Regions from separate parts of the Homo sapiens genome. Here region 1 is linked to region 2. The links are chromatin contacts, found by Hi-C in ENCODE. All regions are on one chromosome and are shown on one strand. The core of a region is the stretch at or near the end of the contact, and the rest is flanking DNA. Distances in the headings are between cores, read along the strand shown. Region 1 overlaps FGGY (FGGY carbohydrate kinase domain containing). Region 2 overlaps LINC01358 (long intergenic non-protein coding RNA 1358).

Evidence for each region. A loop is a pair of places that touch in the nucleus more often than their neighbours do. Pooled maps may share reads with other maps.
Region 1: a pooled map shows a loop between it and region 2 (1.8-fold over the local background). The contact joins two enhancer-like sites. A Hi-C loop is called at or near these places in 2 of 37 single-sample maps with no recorded cell type and 2 of 50 pooled maps.

The regions. Positions count from the first base shown.
Region 1 is chr1:59,331,821-59,337,303 of GRCh38, reverse strand. The region is part of intron 2 of FGGY (FGGY carbohydrate kinase domain containing); the gene reads right to left. Among named protein-coding and RNA genes, the nearest start is that of FGGY, 37 kb to the right of the region's middle. Within about 2 kb of position 3,568, at least 3 of the 41 ENCODE cell types and tissues checked have a DNase peak (open chromatin) inside an H3K27ac peak, as active enhancers do.
Region 2 is chr1:59,022,522-59,028,014 of GRCh38, reverse strand. The region is part of intron 2 of LINC01358 (long intergenic non-protein coding RNA 1358); the gene reads right to left. Among named protein-coding and RNA genes, the nearest start is that of LINC01358, 4.8 kb to the right of the region's middle. RefSeq lists an enhancer at 1,373-1,432. Within about 2 kb of position 1,859, at least 4 of the 41 ENCODE cell types and tissues checked have a DNase peak (open chromatin) inside an H3K27ac peak, as active enhancers do.

The sequences.
Region 1 (5,483 bases), core at 2,319-4,818, 310 kb before region 2:
CAGACTCCAGGTTCATCTTCCTTTGGACTCTAGGTCTTGCACTAGCAGCCTGCCTGGGGCTCTCAGGCCTTCACCCTCAGACTTATTCAGGACTGCATTGTCGGCTTCCCTGGTTTCAAGGCTTTTGGACTTGAACTGAGCCACACTACTGGCATTCCCTAGCTTACGGATGACCTATTGTGGAACTTCACATTTTTAATCATGTGATCCAATTCTCCCTAACAAACTTTCTTTCATATATATATATATATATATGACTATATACATATAAATATATATATATGAATATATACATATACATACATGTACATATACATATATATTTCCTACTGGCCTTGTCCCTCTGGAGAAACCTGACAAATACATTCAGGAATTAACATATCACAAGAAGTTCAAGACCTATACTCTGACAACTACCAAACATTGCTATGAAGAGCTAAAAATTGGAGAAATATGTCACACTCGTAAAATGGAAAATTCAACATTGTTCAGATGGTAATCTCTTCAAATTAACCTACAGATTCTCCACAACTCCATTAAAATCCTAGCAGGTTTTCTAACACCGCATGTTCTCACTCATAAGTGGGAGTTGAACAATGAGAACACATGGACACAGGGAGGGCAACATCACACACTGGGGCCTGTCAGGGGGTGCGGGGCAAGGGGAGGGAGAGCATTGGACAAATACCTAATGCATGTGGGGCTTAAAACCTAGATGATGGGTTGATGGGTGCAACAAACCACCATGGCACATGTATACCTATGTAACAAACCTGCACTTTCTGCACATGTATCCCAAAACTTAAAGTGAAAAAAAAAAAAAACTAGCAGGTTTTATTTATTTATTTATCTACTTATTTGTAGAAACTGACAAAATTGAATAGAAAGAACTTGGAAAATATATGCTATCTGACTTCAAAACTTACTATAAAACTAGCATTCCTAAGTTTATGTGGTATTGGTATAAGGATAAATTTATAAATCAATAGAACAGAGATATAAGAAGTAAACCCATTTATGGCAATTGGCTTTGGTAAATGTGCCTATATAATTTAATGGGGGAAAGGACAGACTATTTGACAGTGATGCTAGAACTATATGACTATATGCAAAAAAGAACTTAGACTCTTACCTCACACCATACACAAAACTTAACTCAAAACATATCACATCCCTAAATGTAAGACTAAAAATATAAAATGTGTAGAAGAAAACAGGAGAACATTGTTGCAACCTTGCATTAGATGAAGATTTTATAAAAAGCAAGCAAGACCCACAAAAGAAAAAATTTTGACTTCATCAAAATTTAAAAATCTTTTTCTTCAAAAGAAACAATTAGAAAACGAAAAGACAAGCTACAGACTGGAAGAAAATATTTGCAAACAACACATCTGATAATATACTTGCATATAAAATATATTTTAAAACTCAAATAATAAGAGGAAAAACAACCCAATGATAACATTGGCAAAAGATGTGGACACTTCTGCAAAGAAAATATACAAATGGCCAATGTACACATGAAAAAGTGCTCAAATCATTAGTCACTAAGGAAATGCAAATTAAAATCACAATAAGATACTACTGCACACTTACTAGAATATTATCACAAAGACTGACAATACCAAGTGTTAGAGAATTGTGGAGAAAGTGATGCCCTTATACATTGCTGATGGAAATGTAAAATACAGCCACATCTTACCACACAACCCGGCAACTTCAATACAAAATATTAACAAACCAAATAAAATAAAATAAAAACATACATCAACACAAAGAATTGTATGTGAATATTCATAGCAGCATTATTGATATTCCCAAGCTGAAAACCAACCAAATATCCATCATAGTTTAACCAACTGTTAAATAAAGTATTGTATATCCATATAACAGAATACTACTCAGCAAGAAAAAGGAACTACTGATATATGTAACAACATGGATGATCCTTAAAAACATTATGCTAAGTGAAAAGAGCCAGATATAAAAGAAAGCACGCTATGTGATTCTATTTATATAAAATTTCTAAAAAGAACACCTATAAAGACAGAAAGCGCCTCTGACTGGGGCTTGGGGTTGACTGCAAACAGGTGTAAGGAAACTTTTGGAGTAATAAGTGTTCTAAAACTGGAGTAGGTGATGATTGCACCACTGTATAAATTTACAAAATAACAGCATTATACATTTACAATGGCTGGATTTTATGATATATAAATCATACATCAAGCTGTTAAATACTTTTAAAACGAGTTGAGCTATGAAAGATAAAATGGAAAGACATCCATGATATATTAGTAAGGTTTTAAAAAAAAGAATATGCAACAAATTGTTAATAGTGGTTGCTCCTGAGGGTGGAACTGCAGGAGGAGGATATAGATTTTACACTTGTTTGTATAATTTTTAAAGTTGTAGAATAATAGATTTATCGATTAATTCTATTTTTTATTTTTGTTTCTATGGTTTCCTTTATAGAAAAAGCATGAGCGACCAGTTTCTATTAACTTAAAACATGACTACAACCTTTTAAATCCCATAAAAGTCAACTCAAAAATGTCCATCCTCATTTAGTGAAATTCACCTTAAAATATATAATTATTTTTTTCCTGTTTGGAAATACCAGATTTATAATTTAGAATTCCATTTCTTACTATTTAACATGTTCCTCAAACAAGAGCTTCACATAATTATGAGAAATGTCCAAAAAAGAAAAGCAGTAATTTTTTTCAAGTCATATTAATAAAGCATTGCCATATATTGAACATCTACTATGTGCCATATGTTTGACATACATATTATTTAATCCTTACAAAGCCCTCCAAAAGAAACATTTAATATTAGTTTTTCATGAAAAACAAGTGGGGGCCGGGTGCAATGGCTCACGCCTGTAATCCCAACACTTTGGGAGGCCAAGACGGGAAGATCACTTGAGGTCAGGAGTTTGAGACCAGCCTGGCCAACACGATGAAACCCCATCTCTACTAAAAAATACAAAAACTAGCCAGGTGTGGTGCCATGTGCCTGTAGTCCCAAATACTAGGGAGGCTGAGGCAGGAGAACTGCTTCAACCCAGGAGGCAAAGGTTGCAGTGACCCAAGACCATGCAACTGTACTCCAGCCTGGGCGACAGAATGAGACTCCATCTCAAAAAAAATAAAACAAAATAAAAGAAGTGGATGATTGGCGAGGGAAAGGGTGAACAGCAGGCACAGAGAGGTTAAGGAACTTGCACTTGTCACACAGCCAGTAGATTGCAGAGCCAGAATTCAAACTCAGTGTCTATTTTCTTTCCATTATACCATACTGCTCACCTCTGTCATCAGATAATTTCCTGTTGCCCAAGAGACTCATCCTGTGGAAAGGACATGTGATCTAGAGAACACTTGCTGCTGACCCATCTGTGACTGCTGGTAGTACCTTGACCCACAGTACCAAGTGAATACCCAGATGCCTTCACCACACTGATCTATCTAGACTTACAGTGTGAGGACCAAACCCATTTCCTGACAGGCAGTATGGCCTCATGACAATGAGTCACAAAGACTTGAATTCAAATCCTAGCTCTGCCACCATGGCTACGTGGCTGAAGGCAAGTTACACAATTCTAGCCATTGCAACTCCTCTCTTGCTTTGCTGGTTCATGTTTCTATAGCATTTACAGGTATGGCTATTTCTGCCTGGAATGTCCTTACAACTTGGCTTGGAAATCACTGGATAGTAGTTAAATCAGCGACTTTGGGGGCAGAAGACCTGAGTCTGAAATCTGGTTCTACTATTTCCGAGTTATATAACTTTGTGAAGTCAGATAAGCAGCTTCCTTGGCAGTACAAAACTATTACCTAAACCTGCATCTCCCAATGATATGAGAATTCAGCAAAATAAGGTGTGATGAGCTCAACATCTGGCATCAGTGCACAGTAAGTAGCAGTTTATATTAGAGCAAATTAGTTGCTTCAAATCTTTCCATGTGGGATACCAATCAATCAATCACCCAGCCCTAACTTCTACTTGCTATGTGGCCCAATTGGCTTCTGTGCCCAGAAAGTGCATGTCTGACTTGGGTAAGCCCATCTCACACAGGTCTGCAGTTAGTCAAAAGAGGACTTGGGTGAGAAAATATAGATGACTCAAACTCCATACCACAAGGCAGTTTGGGAGTAGAAACAAACACAGGATGTGGTGTCCAAAGAACTTCCTTCTGGTGCCAACTCCACCACTTCTAGGTCAGGTAATCCTGCACTAACTCCATCAACTTTCTGAGCCTCAGTTTCCTGAGTGAGAGATACCTCCCAAGTAAGAATCAAAGGCTTTGAATGGGATCAGTGGAGTCTGAAATTACTTTGAAACCAGTAAACCTTTATAGAAAATAGGATAGGAAATGCACTCAATGCCTTATTGTGTTCATGGAATGTTTTTATGTACAAAGCACAGCATGCTTGCTCTCTGTGTCACGTAAGCACATATAAAAATGACAAGCAAAAAGAGTAGGAATAGAAAAAATTGGATAGACTCAAATCTTTCTAAGAATCATGGCGGGAGTAACCTAGTAGGAGCAAGGAAAATATTTTCTTCAATGTATGTTATGAATCCCCTCAACAGACCTACAGAGTGCTCAATATTACAATCATGGCCTTCAGTCACAAAGACTCAGCGTCTCTATCTTTCAAACAGAGACCTCTCACAAGAAACTGGAAGAGTAACTGTGGCATGCATTTAAACCTGATCTAGCTAGGTAGCCACTACTATTTCCCCAGCCTTACAAGGAAATGCCTTATGATCATGCTCATCCACAGCTGAGGAACATCGCCATTCCCAACCCCTCACCCCACACCATCTAAACCATCCCAGAAAGATGACTGTCAGAGTCACACTACCCAGAAGGCCTCTGGGGCTTGACCTGGTGACCTAAGAATTCTTTTTTATATTCTTATTAATGGAAGAAGAAAGCAGCCCAGTAATCTCATTGTAACAGCTTGGAATCAAGAGAATTTCCCTAGCTAGAGAGAAAGCACATTGCTCTTCTAAAGAATTTCCAGAGAAAGAGATTTCTGCAACCTCATTTGGTAACCTGTTCCATGTCTAACAACTGTCAACTCGTAGCTATGGGGCAGCAAACAAATATTTGGGGAAGGGATTGTGTATCACTTTCTTCTTATTGTGGGAAATGGTTCAATTCTGCATGTGTTTTAAATCAGCAAGATCTGCCATATTGGGTGGGGAGATGGTGTTTCTTAGAAACCCTCCAAACTGAGAACTGGAGGGTCAGATGCATACCTGGTTTTATCCTTAGCTCTATTTAGAGCAAGGGTCAAAGCCTGGGGCTTCATAGACATAATCCAGCTTGCAGTAGAGTTCTGAGTGGCAGGTACTGTATTCTTTTAAATCTTGATTTGAATGCCTTTGTCAGCTTTGGGGGCGTGCGAGGAGTTATGCAATCACCAGTTCCCTCAGGCTCCATCACTACCTGTTGGTTACACAGTTCAATC
Region 2 (5,493 bases), core at 610-3,109:
AAGTATGTTTCTGTCAGCCTAAACAGAAGATTGACCAACAACCTTTATACCATTCATTTAATCAACAGGCACTTACTAAGCATCTACTATATCCGAACCACAGAGATTAGTAAGACACAGTTTCTTCCTCCAGGGGCTCACAGCCAGGTTGGGGAGGCAGACATGGGCACATGAAAAAGAACCATAAACAGGCCGCCATAGGATGTCAGAGTCCTATTTCAGCCTAGAGAGAGGGCCTTCTAGGAGTTCAAGAGACCCCTATAGGCTGTCTGGACAGGGGAGAGACTAGATGGCAGGGGGAGGCAGTTAAGGTTTGAACAGAGACTTCAAAGAAGAGAAAGAGAATTTAGACAAACACGAGGGATGAGGGATGGCATTCCAGGTAGGGGGCACTGTGTGGCAAAGGAGCAGAGGTGGTGGGCTCCTGGCTTGTTATGAGTGTCCAGGCTGTGGGAGCTGAAAGGGCATCAGAATTAGTGTCAGCCCCTGGGGTTATGTCTAGCTAGGATCATTTAGAAGCAGTGCGACTTCTCAGAGCCTCAGCTTCTTCACCCATGAATTAAATATTAAATTATCTGCTTTATCTGTCCTATAGGGAAGTTGGGAGAATCCAGTGACTCACGGTGTGTGGAAATTTTTTGTAAATTGTAAAACAATACACTTATGTAATTCACAGAATAAGAATAATCAGCAATATGGCTGGAGGAAGGGATTTATAAGGAAAGAAAACACTTAGGCATGTTGGAATATTTAGAGCAGGGTTTGGGGAAGGCCTTAAAGATTCTGACTCTGACTTTTCCATTTAGCTCTCATGATCCCCAGTACCATTTCTCTTGTGAATTCATTGATCTGGTCCAGCCTGGGTTAGGTGCCCCACCTCATGTTCCCAATATCCCACTTACTTAGTAAGATAGCCTTTTAATTTCTGTTAACATCTATCTTCCCAGCCAGGCTGGGAGTTCATTGAAAGCACACATCTTACTTTATTCATTTTGTAGCCTCAGTGTCTAGCACATTATCTGGCACACAGTCGGGATTCAGTAGATGTCTGTTAGTGATAACTGTTTTAATGGCTACTCTTCATGAAGCGCTTACCAGTTGGCAGTCATTTTGATAAGCACTAAACAAGAATTTGCTCATCATCACAACAACCCTTATTCCCATTTTGCAAATAGAAAAAGTGAGTCATAGGAGGCTTAAATAACTCAGTCAGTTTCACTCAACACATGAGCATTGGAGCTAGAATTTAAGCTGAGGTCCTGAGGTTTCTGAGTGCCATATGTTTCTTGTGAATTCATTCACTCATTCATTCCACCAATAATGATCGTGTGCCTGTCTCGTGCCAGGAACCATTACAGGCTGAAGGAATGTGTCTGGAAGAAGTGATAAATGGGATATCAGATAATCTCATGCTCGGTGAAAATGTGAAACGTATGTGTGACCAAAGTACAGAGCATCCCAGAGGTGTGGGCAACTCAGCTGCGGGTGGGGGTGGAGAGAAGCCTCCAAGAGAAGAGGAAGAGAGCCAAGGGCATTCCATCCAGGTAGAAGAAAGGGCAAGTGGGAGGACACCAGGGTGGGGTGTAGCAAGTTGAGTCTGGATGTTGCAGTGAGTCTTCCTGATTAGACAGTGTACTTCTTGAAGGTGGAAACCGTGTCTTAAACATCTCCACTTTCATAACCCTGCACAATGCCTGCATCTGGTTGCTCAGTGAAAGCTTGGTGGATGACTGAGATGGGTTTCTACATTTTGAAAACAGAGCAAACCTCAAATTTCAGAAGAACACTAGAAGGCCGCACGAGAAAATGACTCCAATTTGCAAGGGGCAGCCAAGCATTACCAGAAGGAAATGAATTTGTGTATTTACTAAGAATCTCTTTGCTTGGCTCAGAATATCCTCAGATCTCCATCTCAAACCTGCTCTCCTGTTAAGAGAATGCACGACAAATTCTGTCTAAAGTACTTTGGCTTTTGCAAGTTGCTAGGATATTAATATATTTATCCACAACCACAGACACTTGGCTCAAGAACAGCCCACTCAGCCCTCACTTGAGGCTAGATCATGGGGATTCAATCAACATGAGGTCCTGAAGGGGCTTTTAAGTCAGCCAGGGACGTGGTCATTGCTTGGAGGTGCCACAGCTGAAGTTTTTCTCCAGGTTTGGTGATAAGAAGTTATTTTTGTTAAGTTGATTTGCTTTGGCCTCTTTTGAGGCTTCATATTCAGTTGTGATTTGCACCTGCCTTTTTTAACCTAAAAACACATGTGAAGGAGAGGAATGGAGGCATATTTTCCCACTCCACAGTCCCTGGGCTTCCAAAATGGGGATGCTTTGGGTCTAGATGTCCTCAAGGAAAATAGGACACTTGGGTTTCGGGGCTCATTACGTGGATGTGAAGGAAATATGGCCTAGAACCTGTTGATATTGTAGCCCAAGGGTCACATACTAGAAGACCACTACCTCTACAATGATTTCAGTGGTGGGCGTGGGGAGGGGAAGGGAACAGGCAGGGCTGTCTTTTGTTAAACTGTAGGATATAGGGATGACTCATGACCTATACAGGGCCAGGCATTTAGCTTTCACATGCCTCAAACACAAATCAATTTGACTACACAAGGGGAAAGCAAAATAAACTCACTTCCTGATTATTTTTTCTTTGGAGGGGGGTCTTGCCTTGTTACCCAGGCTGGAGTGTAGTGATGCAATCATGCCTCACTGCAGCCTTGACCTCCAAGGCTCAAGAGATCCTCACACCTCAGCCTTCCGAGTAGCTGGGACCACAAGCATACACCACCATGCCAGGCTATTTTTTTTTTTTTGGGGGGGGGAGACAAAGTCTTGCTATGTTTCCCAGGCTGGTCTTGAACTTTGGGCTCAAGCAATCCTCCCTCCTCAACCTCCCAAAGTGTTGGGATAACAGGCATGAGCCACCATGCCCAGACCTATTCTTTTTTTTTTTTTTTTTGAAGAGCTGCAACCTTCTGTTGGCATCACCAACAAGCATCATTTTTTGAGGCTCTCTTCATATAGACCCTGAGACTACAAAGGCCAGCACTGGTTCCTACCTATCGTGGTTGTATAATAAGTCACAAAGGTGTGCCATCCCACATTCCCACAGAGATGATAAAAAAGAATCTTCCCTCTGACTAAACTTATTACTTAAATGGATAAGTGATTGTCTATCAAATTATTGGCAGCAAGAGTGGCTTAATATCAATACTTCTGAAACTTTATTTTGAGCTGGCAACTACAAAAACATAACTGTCTCATAGCCCATAACCCTTACAATAGCTCAAGTTTTTTTCCTGGTAACTTTAGTAATATAATTGGCAACTAATTTAACCTGGAAGATTTATTGGCAAGTTATATCGCTCAAAACTGCATGTTTATGTCATAGTTTTAACTATAACTTAAAATAATTCTGTATAATGAAATGGGGGATATATATGGGAATAAATTCTATGCCATTGATTTCAATTTGATTTTCCAAATTGTAATGTTTGCCTTTGTGCTATAGGAATAGGATTAAATGGGATAAGACTAGAATTTATAAGGGCTGTATAAGAGGGGAGGGCAGAGATGAAACAACGAGGGTTATGATGATAGTGAATAGCAAAGAGTGAATTCTGTATGTTTTTGCTGTGGCACTGAAGTGAAGAGATACTAGCTTTGGCTGTTCACAAAATAGGACATCATGATTTTCAGTGTTTGAGAGAAAATTGATGGAAAAAGTTTGCAGTACTTGACGTGTATTTGCATGCACAAAATAAAATTATTTGTCCACCTTAAAAAAAAACTGCATGTTCCATGACACTTTACTAAAATATTTATTAGTGGACAGATAACTCCTACTTTAAAAAGTGTTCAGGTCTAAATCATTTGACTATACTCAGTGGTTTATATGAGCTTTCCCCAAAGCTTCCTTTGCCAAACAGAGTCCCCCAAGAAGATCATATGTGTAGAGGAGATCAGTTATCTGACTAACTCTGTGCTTGGTTTTGGCCATGAGGCTGCACAGAATCAAACGGATCATTCATTGATAAACATCATGAGGGTTCTTATAATTTTTTCTGAACATCCTGATTTATGTCTCATAATTTGATTTTAACATTTTAAAATCTTATAAAAACATAAAATTATGGCTTTTTTTTTTTTTTTTTACCATCACCAGTGATGCCTCCAGGCCCCTTCTTTTATTAAAGCCTAAAATGAGCCTTTTTATGTTTTTCACAAAAACACAACAAAACAAGATTCTACTATTCCAGTTCTGTTCTTGTTGAATTTAAGACACAATCTCTGACCTCAAAGTGGCCACAGAGAAAGGGCAGAAAACGATTTTCTGCACTGCACTTTTACCAATGGAAACTGGAGAAACAATACATACTCATGTGAACTCAGGTGTGTTGTAGCAGCTTTGTCAGGTCTGGTATGTTATAGAAATGTCTGTTAATCATATAAGTATAAATAGCATGATAGGCCCACAAAGCAAAGCCAAAATTGTCCATAACTGGTCTTCTGCTAGTTTCCAGACATGATTTCCATACAAGGATCCTCTGCTCCAGCCCAGTTGGAGTTTTCCCAGTGGTGAACACCTCTTCTACATCACCACCTCTGCCCACCTCTGCCTCCTTCATCCCCCTTCTCATCTACCCTGACCCAACCCTCTCCCTCCTTATATGTATTCACTCATTCAATCACGTATTCATTTGTTCTTTTAATTGATATCTACATCTATCCACATCCAATATCCACATCCAACTGGCAAGCAAGTGGTATCTGTTTCCTATTAACCGGAGTAGAAGTCTAAGCGCTTGTGCCCACTGCATGTTGGTATTGAAATTGCCACGAAAAACACAACACAGTCAAGCACTGGATGGAACAGAACTTTACTCACACAGAGAAGAGACAGAGCAAGATCTGCTTCACTAGTGGGTGTCAGTATCCCATGGACAGCAGGTCCATCCCAGTAGCTGACACAGGCCATTGAATGACCCCTCTTATGCTGCAGCAGAAGGGCCCATCCCCTGCCTGCAAAGGACAGATACAGTAGCGAAGTTTCTAAGTGCCATATGATGCATGCCCTTAAGCAAAGCAAAAGAGTACAAACAGAAAAAGATATTCCCACAAAAGGTGATAAGTCCAGCACAGGCTGAGGATTCTTTATTTCTTGGTAAGGAAGTCTTCCAGGCCCAATGCGCATTCTTAGGTGGCCAAGCAGGGGTGGAAAGACGGCATGCAAGAGACTGCCTTTCCCAACATACATCCCCACCTTTATCCACATTTGTACCTGCATCCATATCTACCCATATCCATATCCATTTCCATATCCATGTCTATGTCATCTCCCAGGTTGCTATCACTTGTTTTCAGTTATGTTCATCTGCCTGGTCTTGATTCATTTATTTTGATGGTGTCTTTTTTTCTCCTATATTACACCATGAGTTTCTTAGAGATAGTAGCATGATTTACTGATTTCTGCATCTTACACCA